Regions from separate parts of the Homo sapiens genome. Here region 1 is linked to region 2. Evidence: read pairs that join two places in POLR2A ChIA-PET (ENCODE). Cell type or tissue: PC-3. All regions are shown on one strand. Links, peaks and the distances in the headings refer to the core of each region. The heading gives the core; the rest is flanking DNA.

Region 1 (7,935 bases), core at 1,996-5,995, 750 kb after region 2:
TTAGTAACATAACCAAAAGCCGTCTATTTGAAATAATTTGCCCCAATGTCCTACTGGGTTTTATTTTAAAAAAAATTAGTTAATAGTCCCGTCTATGGCTGCTACACTACAGGAGATTTAGAAATTTGTATACCTGTTGTTTAGCACTTAGAACAAGGCACTGGAAAAGAAGACAGATTCTTCTCACCCCTAATTTACCTGTGCTGCATGAGCCTGCCAGAGATGTTAAATAATTAAGCAATAAATAACAATCATTGGTCTTTGGATCCCTTTTCTGCCAGTCTATTTCAGATCCACTGGGGAAATCAAAAATGAGTACCTAGTGGTGAACTCCTGAGGGACATCAAACATACGAACTACGCTCCTCAGGACAAGGTAATCACCCAGGAAAGCTTTCCTAAGACTAAACACAGATAAGAGGATAGAGAGATACCATTTAAAGAAAAAAGATGTCTGGTGAAGTGATTAAAATGTCCCGAGACATCTGGTGTTCCAATAAATCACTGTTTTCCAAAGTATATAGGACAAATATTATTTCAGAATGTTTTCTCCCATTTCTGAATTAATCCTTTGCTATCTCCATCCCTCCTCCTTGAATTTATTTCATGCCTCACTGCTTGAATCTCTTCAAATAAGAAAATGATTTGAATTCTGAAAGTTCTTATTTCCTATACCACTCACCTGGCCTTACATACTTGATCATACTTCCTGCATTGGAACTTGCAGTTTAAAGAGGCATATGGATGAGTAGACAGGAAATTGCACTACAGTACAGCAAAAGCCAGCAGATGAAATATGCAGCATTGTTACCAAGGAAGTTTCCCCAACCCAGACCTCAGAAGATGTGCAAGGTGAGATGATGTGATGATGTGCAGTGTGTCAGTGTCAGTCACACTGTCATCTTTGCATGCAAATGGGTTTTGTCTACCCATTTAAGTTCAAAGTCTTTCATAGCAGGGTCTAGGTCATATTCCTGTGTACCCCACAGTGCTTAGTGCTATAAGTTACAGATATCAGATGTTGAATTAATATTTTTTAGTGGAACAAATGCCACCTGGGTGACAACATAAAGCAATGCCAAAAATGTAACTGCAGTGCTAATAAATGAACATTTTCTGTACATCTAACCTGTGTTCACGCTGTCATTTGCTGTGGGCAAGTCATATACTGGGTAAGACATTATCGTTACTTTTCAGGAACTCAAAAAGCAGACCAGTTGCTTCTTAGGAGCTAGGTGGTGATCAGTAAGCTTTGCAAATTAATAATGTAATTACCTTAGGAGCTTGCTTCAGGCATTTCTGTCATGATTTATAGACCCACCAACTACGATGATCAAACTGACCAAAAACGCTAAGGAGAATCATAGGGTGAATGGAAGGTCTGTGTGGTAGCGTCAGGAACAAAGCAAGTAATATCTGCCTTTCTCCGCTGTTTGAAATTCGTTATAATAACACAATCAGAAATACTTCCATATATGGTGATCATGCTGGAAAAATGGAGGCCAGGCTGCAGCTGCTTCTTGTTTTTAATGGAAGTAACCATTCTGACTGTTTGATTATGGGAGCCCACACTGAGGAGTGGAGACTCTCATGTTGCTTGCATTCCCTCACTGGTCACCATGCTGCTGCTTACCTGTGTGTTTGTATGTCACGGCCTCTGAGATAACATCTCTCTGAGAGAACTGATCCACTGTGACTCCAGCTCTCCTCACCACCCCATGCTGAGGTTCGCGAGCAATCACAAACATCAACTTCAAGTTATCGCTGTCCACATCAGTAGCAAAAATGTATTCAGAGGTGATGACCACCTCTCCTCCCTCTGAGCAATTCATGACAGGCATGAGGTCAGCCTTTAAGACTGGTGGCTCATCGTTGACAGGGAATACCTAGGCAATGGAAAAAATGCATGTTTTCAGAAAAAGAAAGAAATGACAAATTCTTTGACAGGTAATCCATTGCTCATAGTCAGAATGACAGGCATTTTCATCTTACAGACACATGAAACAACAGCCGTGAAATTTGGCCAAGTAATCTGTGTCTTTTAACTTTTCCCATGTAAACCATCTTGCAAGAAATGCCCCATGTGACAGACATTTTAGGTAGGAATGGGGGAATATGGTTATGGTTCAGGACTCAAAACTCTCATTTGTTTCTAGACAGAAAAAATACAAATGTAATATAAGGCATTCTTCACCAAAGCCCCTATCCTCTTTCATTAAACTCACACATATTCCAGAAGAATTCTGGTCCTTGTGGTCCAAGGCATTTTCATTTACTGCATCAAAGTTATTTTTGTTTCAAATTACTTGGTGATTACAAAGCTTTCCTCCACCCTCAACTTCCTGCCACCCAGGAAGTTTCTCTGGACTTATAATAAGCAGCAGCTGCATTTCAAACAGTTTGAGTTAAATATGAAACTCCGTAACTATTCAATCAATGCCAGGTTTCATCCCGACAAAATGTTTTTCTCTCACTTTCACGAAAATAAAACTCCAAGTAAAAAGGAAAGAAAAGCGACATGGGATCACGCTGGCACTCTAAATTTAAAAAGATCGTGTAGAAATCTGGAAAAGCATATCTTCTAAAAGGGAGTGAGGACAACCCCCCTCTGAGTTCACAGCCACAACTTGGTGTGTGCTGCAAGGCTGCCACGTCTGCCCTGTGAATCCTCTCAACCCTACACCTTCTTCCCTAATGCTCAGCCAAAGTGATCTTTTTAACGTGTGGACTTTAAGTCACTGCCTTTCGGAGACCTTCAGTGGCTTCCCATTGATTCTGCTAGTATTTCTCTGGCCTTATCCCATGCTATGGGGTGCCTTTGCCACTCCACTCCAGTTTTATCCCGACACACATTCCCCACCATCACAGGGTCTCTGCATCATCTCTCTCCCCACTGCCCACGTCTCTTCCCCCTGGGAATTCTGTCCCCAACTCTTTGCTTGGTTAACTCCTCCTTCAGGTTACATGGGGATTCCTCAGGAAATCCTTCCTTAACTATTCAGCTAATTTAGGGGCTTCTATTATTTACTCTATTTTAGCATCCTATTTACGTATAGAACCATCTAAATTTTAATCAATTAATTATCTTGGTGATAATCTGTTTAATGCCTGTCTTCATCCCTGGCCTGTGACCTCTAGAAGAACAGTGACTTTGTTTGTCTTGTTCATCATCATATTCTAAATATCTGGCCTAAGGCTTGGCAAAGAAAGCACTTATTAAATATTTGCTGAATAAATGAATGAGTGAATGCAACTATGTATATGTGTCCTGACTACCTTGTTATTTAAACAGGCTAAAACTCTAAAACAAATATACATGAAATTTAATGGATAGAGGAATGGGTAACAAAAGCTCCAGGCTAGTTATTTAAAGACTTTAAAAGCCTATAATATTCTCTACTTTTCTATTGGCTTATTAAGAAAAAACCATCTTTGTTCAAGTCCCCTGAGTGAATTCATTTAAGACCTTCTCCAGTATTGTTCTTGACCCTGAGGAATATCACCAACAAATTCAGTGATGACCATCTTGCAGCCGTTCACAAAAGAGTCTCAGCTTTCAAATGAATAATAAAGTCCAAAGGCAATAGAATTAAGAATATTCCTTCTGGGTAAAAAAAAAATCACAAACACTTGTCAAAAAATTGGCTGTGCCTCTGTTTGGCTTTTAAAGACCATCCTCTTGTGTTTAAAAAGAAACAATAAACAGATTGTTTTCCCAAAATGCACTGCCTATTGTCATGGATGGAAGATAGGGTTGGGGTTTTTTCCCCACAAATTTGCTTTTCAGACAAAAAAAGTAACTCAGAAAGTTTTGTCTCTCTGTAAGTCTGCCAACAAAGAAAACTGTCCTTTTTGAAGCTGCAATAACATACTGCTCTTTATTCAGATCCCAAAGGCCATTATGAGGACTAAGTGGGAAAACGAAAGGAAGAGATTGCCTTGTTCCTGGCATAGAGAGGTGCACAGGAACTACTGGCCAGTATGATCATTATAATCACCTAGTGATGTAGAAGTGTGGCAGGGTGAGGAGGAAAGAACACTGACCTAGGTAACAAAGAGTGGAGATGCCAGCCCAAGACTACACTGTCTAGTCAATGATTTTGGGCAAGTCATTGAACCTTCTTGTACCTAAATATCCTTAGCTATAAAATGGGGATAACTCCTTCACTGCTTCTTAAAATTATAGATGTGAACATCCTTTATTAGTTACTAAAATATCTTACAAAGACATTATTACCAATATAGTAATGAGTTCATATCACAAAGATCTGAAAAATTCCAACAGAAAGAAAAATAATCTAGAACAATGAAAATAATTAGTGGCTCTTCAGGGAACATGGTATATTTTTCTTCAGACCTTCTTTTGTTACCAACTATAAATACCTGCAAATCCTCTGAGTTATGCTCTTGGACTTGCATGCCACTCAACAAAGAAATTCAGGGGGTTCCTGTAAGTCCCTTGGGCATGCATTCAAATTGTTTTTTTTGAGTCAGAGTCTCGCTCTGTTGCCCAGGCTGGAGTGCAGTGGCATGATCTCGGCTCACTGCAACCTCTGTCTCCCAGGTTCAAGCGATTCTCCTGCCTCAGCCTCCCAAGTAGCTGGGACTACAGGTGCAAGCCACTATGCCCAGATAATTTTTGTATTTTTAATAGAGACAGGGTTTCGCCATTTTGGACAGGGTGGTCTTGAAATCCTGACCTCAAGTGATCAGCCTGCTTTGGCATCCCAAAGTGCTGGGATTACAGGTGTGAGCCACCTTGCCCGCTCTGCACTCGAATTTTATGTGCAGATTTTTCATTTGTCAAGAGGGGGAAATATGATTAAATCCTCATGCTAGGACTATATGGTACAGGAACTCACAAAGAGGCACCACACACACATATACATGGCTTTATCTGTAAACAGGAAAACCCCAGTGATACTAGCCTAACCTGCCCCACTGCTAAACAAATATTTCTGAGTTTTATAGTTCAAAGATATTAGAAATAATTTATACATAGAATAAATTACTTTTAAAATTAAATATCTATGTTTGAAGTCAGAGTAATTCTACCTCTAAATAGATTAGAGAGAGACAATAGCATAGTACTACTACTTCATCATTACAACTTTGGTTTCTATTGGCAGGCCTGAGACATACAAGGATCGAAGCAGGTATCCTCTCACTTTGGAGGCCGTAGGTTTCAAGTTCTGTCAGGACCTGAGAGTTTTCCAACAAGATCCTCTATGTCTGTATGATTGCTATGATTTTAATGTGTCCCCAGAAAAGCATGCATTGAAAACTTGCAACAGTGTTGGGAGGTGGGAGGTTTATAGGTCATGAGGGCTCCACCCTCATGAATGGATTAATGCTGATCATAAAAGGCTCATAGCTCAGTGTCTGGCTCCCTCTTGCTCTTTTTCTGCCCTTCCATCATAGGGTGATGCAGCAAGAAGGCCCTCACTGGATGCAGCTACCCAATCTTAGACTTCCCAGCCTCCAGAGTCATGAGCCAAATAAATTTCTTTTCATTATAAATTACCCAGTCTGTAGTATTGTGTTATGGCAGCACAAAACAGACTAAGACAATAACCCAGGGAAGAAACTTTCTACCCACCTCAACATGTAGTACAAATTCTGCTGAATTTGTGCCATCGGTGACCTCCAAGAGTAGGTCATCCTGAAGAACTTCAGTTCCATCATGTTGATACCTGTGGGGATAATATTTGTCACCAACCTCTTAGGAACAGTGTGAGAGTAAATTGAGATGCATGATACATGAGCTCTTCCAAGGCTTTGGCCATGTGTTCACTAAATAAATAAATAGCAACAACAACAACAACAAAAACCCAGCATAATCCTGAAGTCACATATTTAACTACTCATACATCCTTGAATGTAAAATTGCTCCACCCTGGAAAAATGTGTTATATGCATTTCTAATTTGTCCTCAAATTAAAAAGCAGCCCTTCAAATGCCACTGTGACAACAGGAACCATTTGGTATAGGTCTGTACGCTTGCAGAATACACTGACTAGGGCCAGGAGAACCCTCAGACTGAGCAGTAGATGAGGAAAAGTGGGACACTGTGGATTTGATCTTTTTCTCCCCTTTTCTACTTCTAAGGCTAGGCTAATCCTTCCGCCTGTGCTCTGGATCTATTCAGCTTTTCTCTAAAACCTTGATCAATGAATTATGTATTGCCTCTTTCCTGTCATTTCTCCTCTTCCATTGACTAGCTATCTTCCTCTCAATCTATATAAATTCTTAAATCTCTTAGACTTAAAAAATACCTTTCCTTTGTCTAGCCTTAGCCCTATCTTCCACTAATTCTCAGCCACATTTCTTGAAGGCATTGTCTAATTATAGGCCCTCCACATACTCTCCAGCCCATTGCAGTGATGCTTGGAAAGTTCTAAGGAGCTGCTGAAGTGAATTGAGCCAAATTTTAAACATATCAATGAGTCCTAGGAATGGAAAATAAAAGTTGTATTAAAAAATAATATAATATATTGAACATGTATAATCTTTAACTATGGGGAAAAAGTCAGAGCTGAAAGGTATTTTACTGAGGACTAGTTTCACCCATAGGCAGGGTAGGAACTGAGGTTGAGGATTCCCTTCCTATGGTGGGGAAGTCCCACATCCTCCCCACCCTCCATGATCCTCTCACGCACTACCCGCTATGCTTTATTTTGCCATGCTCCCTGCAATTTTCATCAAAACTATATTGGTGAGTGATAATTCTTTTTTACTAATTCTATTTTACTATGCTAAAATCCCTAAAAGGATCAAATGGCCCTAAGAGTACACATCCAAAGGATGACTGGAGTCAAACAGATATTCTTTCAAAATCTGACCCCTCCATATACTAGCTGAATGAACTTGGGCAAATTCCTCAATCTCTTTGTGCTTAGTTCTTCAATTAAAATATGAGAATGGATACCTTGTCAGACTTGATTACTATGCAGATTAAATTTTCAAAAACCATAATTGTAAGCCTCTGACAGTATGCTTGAACAGATAGTTCTAGCAAATATTGGTACTGTTTATCCATCATTCACTCCGTAGCAAGAATTACCTAAACAGGGCTCTCTATCTAACAGACAGCTGAGAGCTGAAATCTCAAAAAACATTTTTTTAACAAGGATAGGAGTGCGAGTGCAAAGATCAAGATATCGTGGACTGTAAATCAATGGTGGAACTAAACTGTCAGGATTAAACTCATCTTCTTCTGTACAAATCTTAGTTTCTGGTCAACTTTCTAGTCAAGTGCAGAGCTAAGCATCTGATGTATAATATCTCCTATCATACTTTATCTAAAGGGCTAATGCTCCCATTTATAGCTTGAATTTACAGGTGAGAAGTGAGTGTGTGGGTCTACCCGACCATTGCTTTTGAATAGCTTGTATTGTTTTCCAGAGAAGTTGTTTCACTAGATTTTGTAGGAAAGTTTCTTACAGAACTGCATTAGGTAGAGGAAATGAAAGACCTTCAGGTAAGGGCAGTTTCTCTAGGACCATGAGGCCAGGGATTGTGCCATCCCTGTTGGAGACTCAAGTATTAGTTTACGCCCTGCCTACTCAGCTCACCCTGCTTGTTTGCCTGCAGATCCCTGCCCTAGTAGAACGGAATAAGGTTACATTAAGGACATTGATCAACAGAGTTCTATCCCAGAGTTTCTGGGTTATGAAATTTGCTTCTCTGGGACACAAGTTCAATTATGTACATTAGCCTCACAGATTATTTCAGTCTCTCTTTATCTAGTTTGACTATTACCTCCTGTGATATGTGCAGTTACTGCCAATTTAATATTCACGGCAATTAAATTTTTATTGTTCAAATATCCATAAAGTTATTTCCACTGGTATAGCAAGTCAGATGGAAATAAAATGTCTGGAGGGAAAGGAAAAATTGATCATTTGTAATTTTCAACTGACCCGTTGAGTGTGTT
Region 2 (7,935 bases), core at 2,114-6,113:
TTGTCTTTGTGCCAAATGAAACTTTGAAACATTCTGAGATGTTTGTGCCATTAAGAATTTAATTGGGAATTTCAGCAATTAAAGTTCCATCTCCCTTTCCTCTGGCTTACTGATTAAAAAATAAATAGACAAAGTTATAACCCAGGTATTTCATTTTCATAAAGACACCAAGCAACAGTCAACTAGTTTCTTTTTCCCGAAGAGTATCAAATGATCATTTCAATGGTTACATATAAATATCTACCTCTCCACACCAAATTTAAGAAAATTAGATGCCTCTGGGTATAATAGAGCTTCTCTTCCACCAATGGATAAAAGACATGCTATTTCCTGAATTTCTTTACAAAGTACTAAGAGCAAATTCACAACTTTCAGATGAAAACACTGAGGCAGAGGCAAGTGCTTCCTGCCTCAATTGATCCTCCCACATCAACCTCTCAAAGTGCTGGGATTACAGGTGTGAGCCATCATGCCCACACAGCTTAAAATGAGTTTTTAAAGGGTGGAACTGAAGGATCTGAAGGGCTTTAAGAAATGCCCCTCCTTCCTAAGCCTCCTGAGTAGCTGAGACAACAGCTGTGTGTCACTGCACCCAGCTAATTTTTTTGTTTTAATTTTTTGTAGAGATACGGTCTTGCTATGTTGCCCAGACTGGTCTCTAACTCCTGGCCTCAAGTGATCCTCCCATGTCAACCTCTCAAAGTGCTGGGATTACAGATTTGAGCCATCATGCCCACACAGCTTAAAATGAGTTTTAAGGGGTGGAATAAGGAAGCTTAAGCAGGCCTCATTAAAGCTACGAGTCTTTTTTCTTTAATGTAAATTATAAGCTCAAAGGGAGTAAAACACTTTGGGGTATGTCTTAGCTTGGCCTGCCATAACAAAATACCATAAATCTGGTGGCTAAACAACAAACATTTATTTCTCACAGTTCTGGAGTCTGGAAGCCCAAGATCAGGGTTGTCAGCATGGCTGGATTCTGGTGAGGGCCCTGGATTCTGGTGAGGGCCCTGGATTGAGGGCTCTGGTGAGGGCCTTGGATTGCAGATGCCCACCTTCTGGCTGTGTTCTCACATGGCAGAGAGAGGAAGTTCTGGTCTCTCTTCCTCTTCTTATAAGGACACCAGTCCCATTATGGGCCCAACCCTCACGATCTCATATGAACCCAATCACCTCCTGAGGGCCTTACCTCCCAATACCATCACACTGGGGGTTAGGGCTTTAAAATATGAAGTTTGGGAGGACACATTCAGTTCATAACAAGGTGTTTAAACTTTCCAACTGCAGAATTGAGGTTCAAGAAACATTAGACTATGTTTCATTTTTGAACTTCGATACAATATCCTAAATTTAGGATATTCCTATATTACAATCTAGGAATATCCTAAATTGTATCATGGAACAGGGCACTCAAATTTTTTTTAAATAAATTTGTTCACTCTTTTTACACTATCGATTTTTTGCCAAAATATATAGAAAATGAATCATGGAAGCAGTACTAATCATGGTTCAAAAATTATAGAGGACAGATGTGTGTGTGTATGTGATGGGTGGTGGTGGTTAGTGTGTTCAATGTAGTTTGGAGGACGGCAATAAACATACTTATGGCTGTAACACTGGAAAATCAATCCTCAACACACACCGCTTATCTGCACACTCTAATCTGGGAGCTAAGAGTGTTGCATGCCTCATCTTCAGGTGACAATGTGCATGCATGCATTTGTGTACATGTGTGCTGTGTGTTGGGGTGGGGGTTACGTGGGATAGGAGTCTCCAAGACTCTCTTCTCTGTTGCTCTTCTAAGGCTTCACCTCAACAAAAGTTATAAACACTTCAAAATTAAACTGCCTAAAACCCATTGTTCCACTCTTTCTTACTGCATCATTTATTCATAAATACACTCACAAAGCCCTTTTTTAACTAATATTTTTTTCTTTGTTTCTCCTCCAAAGCAGAGAACTAGAACAAGAAGAAACTTCCAGGATTACAAATTTCAACTTTTTTAGGTTAGATCTTGCAGAAATACTGGGAGAGAGAATGGATTTTGACTTCTCACTTAAAAAGACAATATTAACAAGAGGTCCTAGAATCCATGCTATTTCTCATGCTGTTTCTTGACATGCCATGCTGTCTTCTTCCACCTCTTTCCACCAAAATCCTCTCCCACATCCCTTAAGAAACAACTTAAACATCTCTCCCAAAAGCCTTTCCTAGCCCTCTCCCCTTTAGGGCTCACATAACATTTTTAGCTACCTCTCTGTGCGTCGGTTTCATTTTCCATAACATGAGAAGAACAATAGTACCATGGCATAATGAGAAATCTGTGTACCTTACAGTCTCCCATGCTGGACTGTACTTCCCCGTTCCTCAAGACATGGAATAGTACCAGGAACATTTAGATATTTAACAAATGATGGTTTCGCTGACTTTAATAGAATATAACCAGGGAATTTCAAATGGCCAGGCAGATCTCCCCCACCCACCCTAATGGAAATGGCAAGGGATGCTGCTTATCCTTATCTTGGAGGCAGTGTGAGGACTAAGGAGCACAGGACTGAGAATTAGCAAAGTGAGGTTTCAGCCCTGCCTCGGCTTCTCACTAGCTGCTTGGCACTGGGAAACTCACTCCACCTCTCTGGACCTCTCTGGTTTATCCTCAAGATGAAGGGGTAGGGCTAGGTGATCTTGGGCTCTGACACTACAGGACTCTCAGATAATTAAAACACCTGAACATTTTCTTCCCAGAGGCAGTTGGGCAGTCAGTCCTGCGCATCAGAGGCTGCTGCTCCCCAGGAAACAGCCAGCAGCCCAGGGGAGAATACTTGGTGCACAGGTCCCCCATTAGCATTTAGGTAAATTACAGAAATCTGTGTACCTTACAGAGGAAAAAAATCTCCCGCTCCCAGATGAAAATAATTTGGTCCTTCTCAAGCCTATTTTCCTGTCGGTGACGTATTTGTAGTCACTGTTTCAATTTTCCATTTTGAGACATCATGGGGGCATCTTTTAACAAAAACAAGTTGCACCCAAACCCGCCAGCCTGCTTGGACGTGTTCAGATGCACTCACTAGAACCGATGGGGTCTGCGCATGCGTCTGAGTGCTCTCACGAGTTCAGGCACACAAAAAAGCAGCAGCTGGATGGATGGTCTGCGGAGGGCTGAGCAGAGGGCCCTCTGCCAAACCCTGTTCCTTTAATTCACCTAAACACTGACCTTGAAAAATTGCCCTTTATGGGATGTGATGAGGTGTGAATTCAATCTCCATCCTCACTTGGGTCCTATCATTTTCTGCGCTGTGATTGCCAGTTGTGCCAGACAACATCAACTGGACCGGCAGAGGGTTGGTGAGATTGACGAGGTCCTCCGGGGAAAGCTGAGAGCAAAAGGCCCTGCAAACTCATTTCAGTCATGGGCCTCTCTCTTGCCATATTTTTCTCCTTGGCTGCAATCAAACCAGCAAAGGCTGGTACTGGTTCAGTGGAATCACCCTTGCAGTTTAAGTATGCTGTCTTTGATTGTTGAGCAAAAGGAGTGTTCGTCTGAGACGAGGCTTTGGAAGGTTCTCTGTTCACCCCTTTCCTCCTTAAATTCTCAGGCTCATGACCCAAACCAACTCACTGCAAACTTACTCTGAGTGAGTAAGAGTGAGAGATAGGAGCAAGCATTCTGCAATTTTTCGTGGGCTCGAAGAATCAGATGCAGTCGATTTAACTTCATCAAATCACTGACAAGTGCTGATAGAGAAGATGGAAAATATGCAAGGCCAGAGAACAGCCAAAATCCTACAGTTTCTATCAGTATTAAAGCCAGATGTTCCACTGACTGTTCACATTTGATAAAACCCGATGACAAAGGCTTCTGCCTGGGATCTGTGGATCCCAGGTTCCATTCATCAGCGCGTGATTCATGTGGCTATACACCAGGCCAACTGGATAGCATTTAATGCAGCACTAGGCCTTCTGTGAAGACAAAACTGGTCCTGCTTTGTCTGTGGGCTTCTATAGGTTGTTGTGACTTGAACAGATCTGTTTACGCTACATTTGCTATGGCAACGTTTATCTGATATGGACAAAAGATTCTTGAATTAATAACACTTGACTCAGGCCTATGATTCAACAAGAGGTATTCAAACCGTTTAAGTGAAGGCAATGTTTTCTCTGAAGCCAATTAATACAGCAACAAACCTTTGGCTGAAGTGATCCAAAGTGCAGCAAGTGTTACCATGTTCTGTAAACCATCAAGCTAACCCTGCAGTGAGTGATTGAAGAGGGAAAAAAGAAATAAATGCACATTCAGTTGGCATAAACCTCAGATCATAGCCCAGGCAATTTCACGTTTTAAGAGGGGACTTGCAGAGGTGGCTTTTGTTCATTCTGACAACACTTTTTTACCTCAGCTATTAAAGTGTACCCCTGAACACAGAAATGACTGTGAATTCACCTTCCAACCTTCTTTGCCGCCTTGACAATTGAAGGCTATAGCTGGCCCAGTCCTCCTTCAACCTGTCCCTGAGCTGTAGCCCCTACAGGGGTCCGGTGGCTTGATTTGATGGCAGATCTTTTCTGAGAAGCAGATGTAGCCCCAGGGGCTCAGGTAAATGGCTTTCCCTCCTTTCCCCCTAAAGCTCCCAAACAGAGGTTTCCTTTTCTTTCCTCCATTGAAAAATTGCCAGCACTCTATACTGTACAGCTAACCCAAAAACAGGCAATGGAGAATGATGTTAATTTAAACTTCTGCCTTATTAAGTAACAAAACCCAGAAATAATGTGATCAAAGCCAAAAGACACAAACTTCTGCCATCTTTCTTGAGATAAAAGCAGTAAAACACCCATTAAATGAAGGAGGCTTGGACACTTAATAAAAATAGCTAATTAAGTGTTGGAGTAACTTAGCATTTTGCCTCATGAGTCCTGCAATACTCAAGACTAGCCTGTATCCCTTCCAATCTCACTCCTTCCTGCTGTGGTTCAGGCCATCACATAATTCTTTTTTCGTTCCCTTCATTATGTGCCAGACTGTTGTATGTACTGGGAGTACAAAAGTCAACAGTAGACCAGATTCTGGCTCTAGAGCAGCTTATACTAGTAGTAGTGGATTTGGTGAGCAGGACAGAACAAGCAGGTGTTAAATTCTTAGACAAAATAAATCAGCATAAGAAGAATGAATGGGGGTGGGAGGAGACAGGAGCTGCGTCTTGGCCATCTCATCAAAACCCTGAAATGCCCATAACCCCTCTCTTTTTGTGTGTCCTGTTACAGAGTCTATTTTTCAGTGGTGTGGGTGAATTCAGTGCTATACAAGTTTTCTTCTCTCCTCCTCCTCCTCTTCTTTTTCTTCTAGTCTGCAAAATTTTTGAAAGTGCCTACAATACGCCAAGTATACAAAAAATAAAAGAGGCCCAGTGCTCAACCAATGAGGGCCCACCATCTGGCTATGAAGGCAGAAGTTCACATCAATAACCCTGATCAGGATAAAGCTGTAGTTTCCTAACTTTGCCAGGTGACAGAGCTATGAGCGGTGAGTTTAAACTGCAGATGCCTGGAATCCACTCCAGATCCTGCCGAAATGAAGTAGTGTAGAGTGGGAGGGGGACAGAAACACTGGAATTTTAATCAACCCCCCCATTAATTTCAACGTATAACAAAAGTTGAGACAAAGATTGAGATCTACAGTATCAAGGAAAACACACTGGACTTAAAGGGCAGAAGTTACTAAAGCTCCTTAGGACAGACCCGCAGCCTTATTAGGTTTGGGATTCTGAGCTTAGAATAGTAGCTAGGCCCAGGTGCAACTCATTCAATGGAAACATTAATGAAAGAAGATATAAGTTCTAATCCAGAATAAATCTGGTCCAGGTTCCTGTATAATAAAAGAAATAGTATCACCTCTGATTAGTCTTGTGTAATTTAAATGAAATAAAATAAAATATGAAAGAACTATTATTGTATTTTGCACATAATAGATGTTCTGAAATCGACGGTTTTCACTAGCCTTGGCTTCTTTCTATAGATCTAGATCATTGTGATAAATGCTGCAGTGGGATTTGAATTTCACTCCAACTTTCCTTCAGTTTTTTTTTTTTTTTCCTATGAGCAGGAAAATATTTAAGAGAAAAGCATCCTTATTTCCCATTTTTCTTGCTAGTCAATACTAATGGATGGATTTTTTTTCTTTTGCCTCCAGCCAATTTGATGAGAAAAGCACAGATAACACTCATCACTAGAAGCTGACTATATACACACTGGTAGCCAGGAAAATCCTAGAAACATGGGCTAGATGGACTTTTCAGGATCAACTGACTCAACCCTTCTGTATTTTACATCACAAACCTGGGGGCCAGAGAAGGCAAGTAATTTGTCCACGGTCACAAAGCCAGCTAATGGCAGAGCTAAGACAAATACCTAATGAAATGATGATTTTCAGATTTTCTCTCTGTGGTCTTGCACCCCAAGGATCATGAAGGAGATAGGGAGTGGGTGAAAAGAGTGGCGGGGTCCCTCCAGTCTTACTTCAACTAGAGAAAGTCAGCTTTTTATCTCTTTTGTATAGTTAAATGTCCTCAGTATAATTTCATTTGAAGACACAATTTTACCACTAAAGAGAATTGAAAAACCCTGCACTATACCACCCTGGAGTTTTTGTCACAGGTTGTATTATTTGTTTCCTTCCTACTACCTAACTCATTGCAACCATTATAAGAAAGCAATAAAACAATTGTACGCATGGTGCTTGGAGCCTAGAGTTTCCATGTTATCTTCCATCCAAATGTCCTTCTTGCCTAAAATAAGATCAAAACATCACGAAGCTTTCACTGAACATGTACAAGAGAACAAATTAATACAAGAGACCCCATAGGTTTAAGATTCCAAGTGCTTAGGAGATAGTGAAAACCAAATAAGGGAAGTCTTCTCAAATATAGTGTTGTAGATTTGGAAATAATTAATTAGCTCTTCATTATTAGAAAAGTATTTCAAATCTGCTTATGGTTAGAAGGTTAAGTCTTAAGGTTCCCCTTAAGACTTTTTAACCAAGATAAGTAAAATGTCTAGCTAGGATTAAAGGTAGATGTGCCAGGGGCTGCTACTTGCTTACCCAATGGCCATTCTCTCCTTGTGAACAAACATCAGTTTTACTAAAGGAGGAAATGGGCTTATCCAAATATGTATCCAACCTCCCTTGCAGTTGGGGGATGTCACGTGACCGTATTATGAGTAATGTGATAGGAGTATAAATGAGAGAAGGACTCCCGAAATATCTCTTAAAACAAAAATTGGCACATTTATTTTTGCCTTTTACTCACCCAGTTTTTCCTGTGTGAACATGGACATGATTGCTGGCATACCAGCAGTCACCTTGAGAGCAGGAGGATAGGAGTTATGCCCTAGGGCTGGGCGTGGTGGCTCACACCTGTAATCCCAGCACTTTGGGAGGACAAGGCAGGTGGATCACTTGAACCCAGGAGTTCAAGACCAGCCTAGGCAACATGATGAAACCCTGTCTCTAAAAGAAAGGCAAAAATTAGTGGGGTATGGTGGCACAAGCCTGTAGTCCCAGCTACTTGGGAGGCTGAGGTGGGAGGGTCACTTGAACTTGAGCCAGGGAGATCTGATTGTGCCACTGCACTCCAGCTTGAACAACAGCGCAAGACCCTGTCACGAAAAAAAAAAAAAAGTTGTACAAATGGAGGAGCACAAAGCTAGAAAGGCCTTAAGTCTTTCACGGCCTCAGCCTGAGTGCCCATCTCCAAATGTGTTTTACATGAGACAAAAATAAACCCCTAATGTCTTCAAGCCACCATTTTGTCATTGTGGCTGTTGTTTGTTTTGCTTTCTAAGATTTGTTACTAGCAACCAAACAGAATTCATAGCTTCGTAGGCAAACCGAAGTACTATAAATGAAGCTAAGCTTAAAAGCATTTCCTATGTAACAGGAAG

What was found. ChIA-PET counts read pairs that join two places held together with the same protein. Peaks named below come from ENCODE experiments on the same cell type or tissue, not always from the same donor. Only the 100,000 strongest peaks of a DNase experiment are listed, where the experiment ranks them.
Region 1: POLR2A ChIA-PET joins it to region 2 with 5 read pairs; 2 of 35 experiments call an interaction of 5 or more read pairs at or near these places.

What each region holds. Positions count from the first base shown.
Region 1 is chr9:14,811,180-14,819,114 of GRCh38, forward strand. FREM1 (FRAS1 related extracellular matrix 1) reads right to left here. Exons shown (of 37, transcript NM_001379081.2): 15 at 5,599-5,692; 16 at 1,633-1,885. Among named protein-coding and RNA genes, the nearest start is that of CER1, 92 kb to the left of the region's middle. RefSeq lists an enhancer at 1,353-2,552. In PC-3, for the core only: no CTCF peak of the experiment used is centred there; no DNase peak of the experiment used is centred there; H3K4me3 peaks cover 815 bases; H3K27ac peaks cover 2,130 bases.
Region 2 is chr9:14,059,033-14,066,967 of GRCh38, forward strand. No RefSeq gene overlaps it. Among named protein-coding and RNA genes, the nearest start is that of LINC00583, 140 kb to the left of the region's middle. In PC-3, for the core only: no CTCF peak of the experiment used is centred there; a DNase peak (open chromatin) is centred at 3,989; H3K27ac peaks cover 472 bases.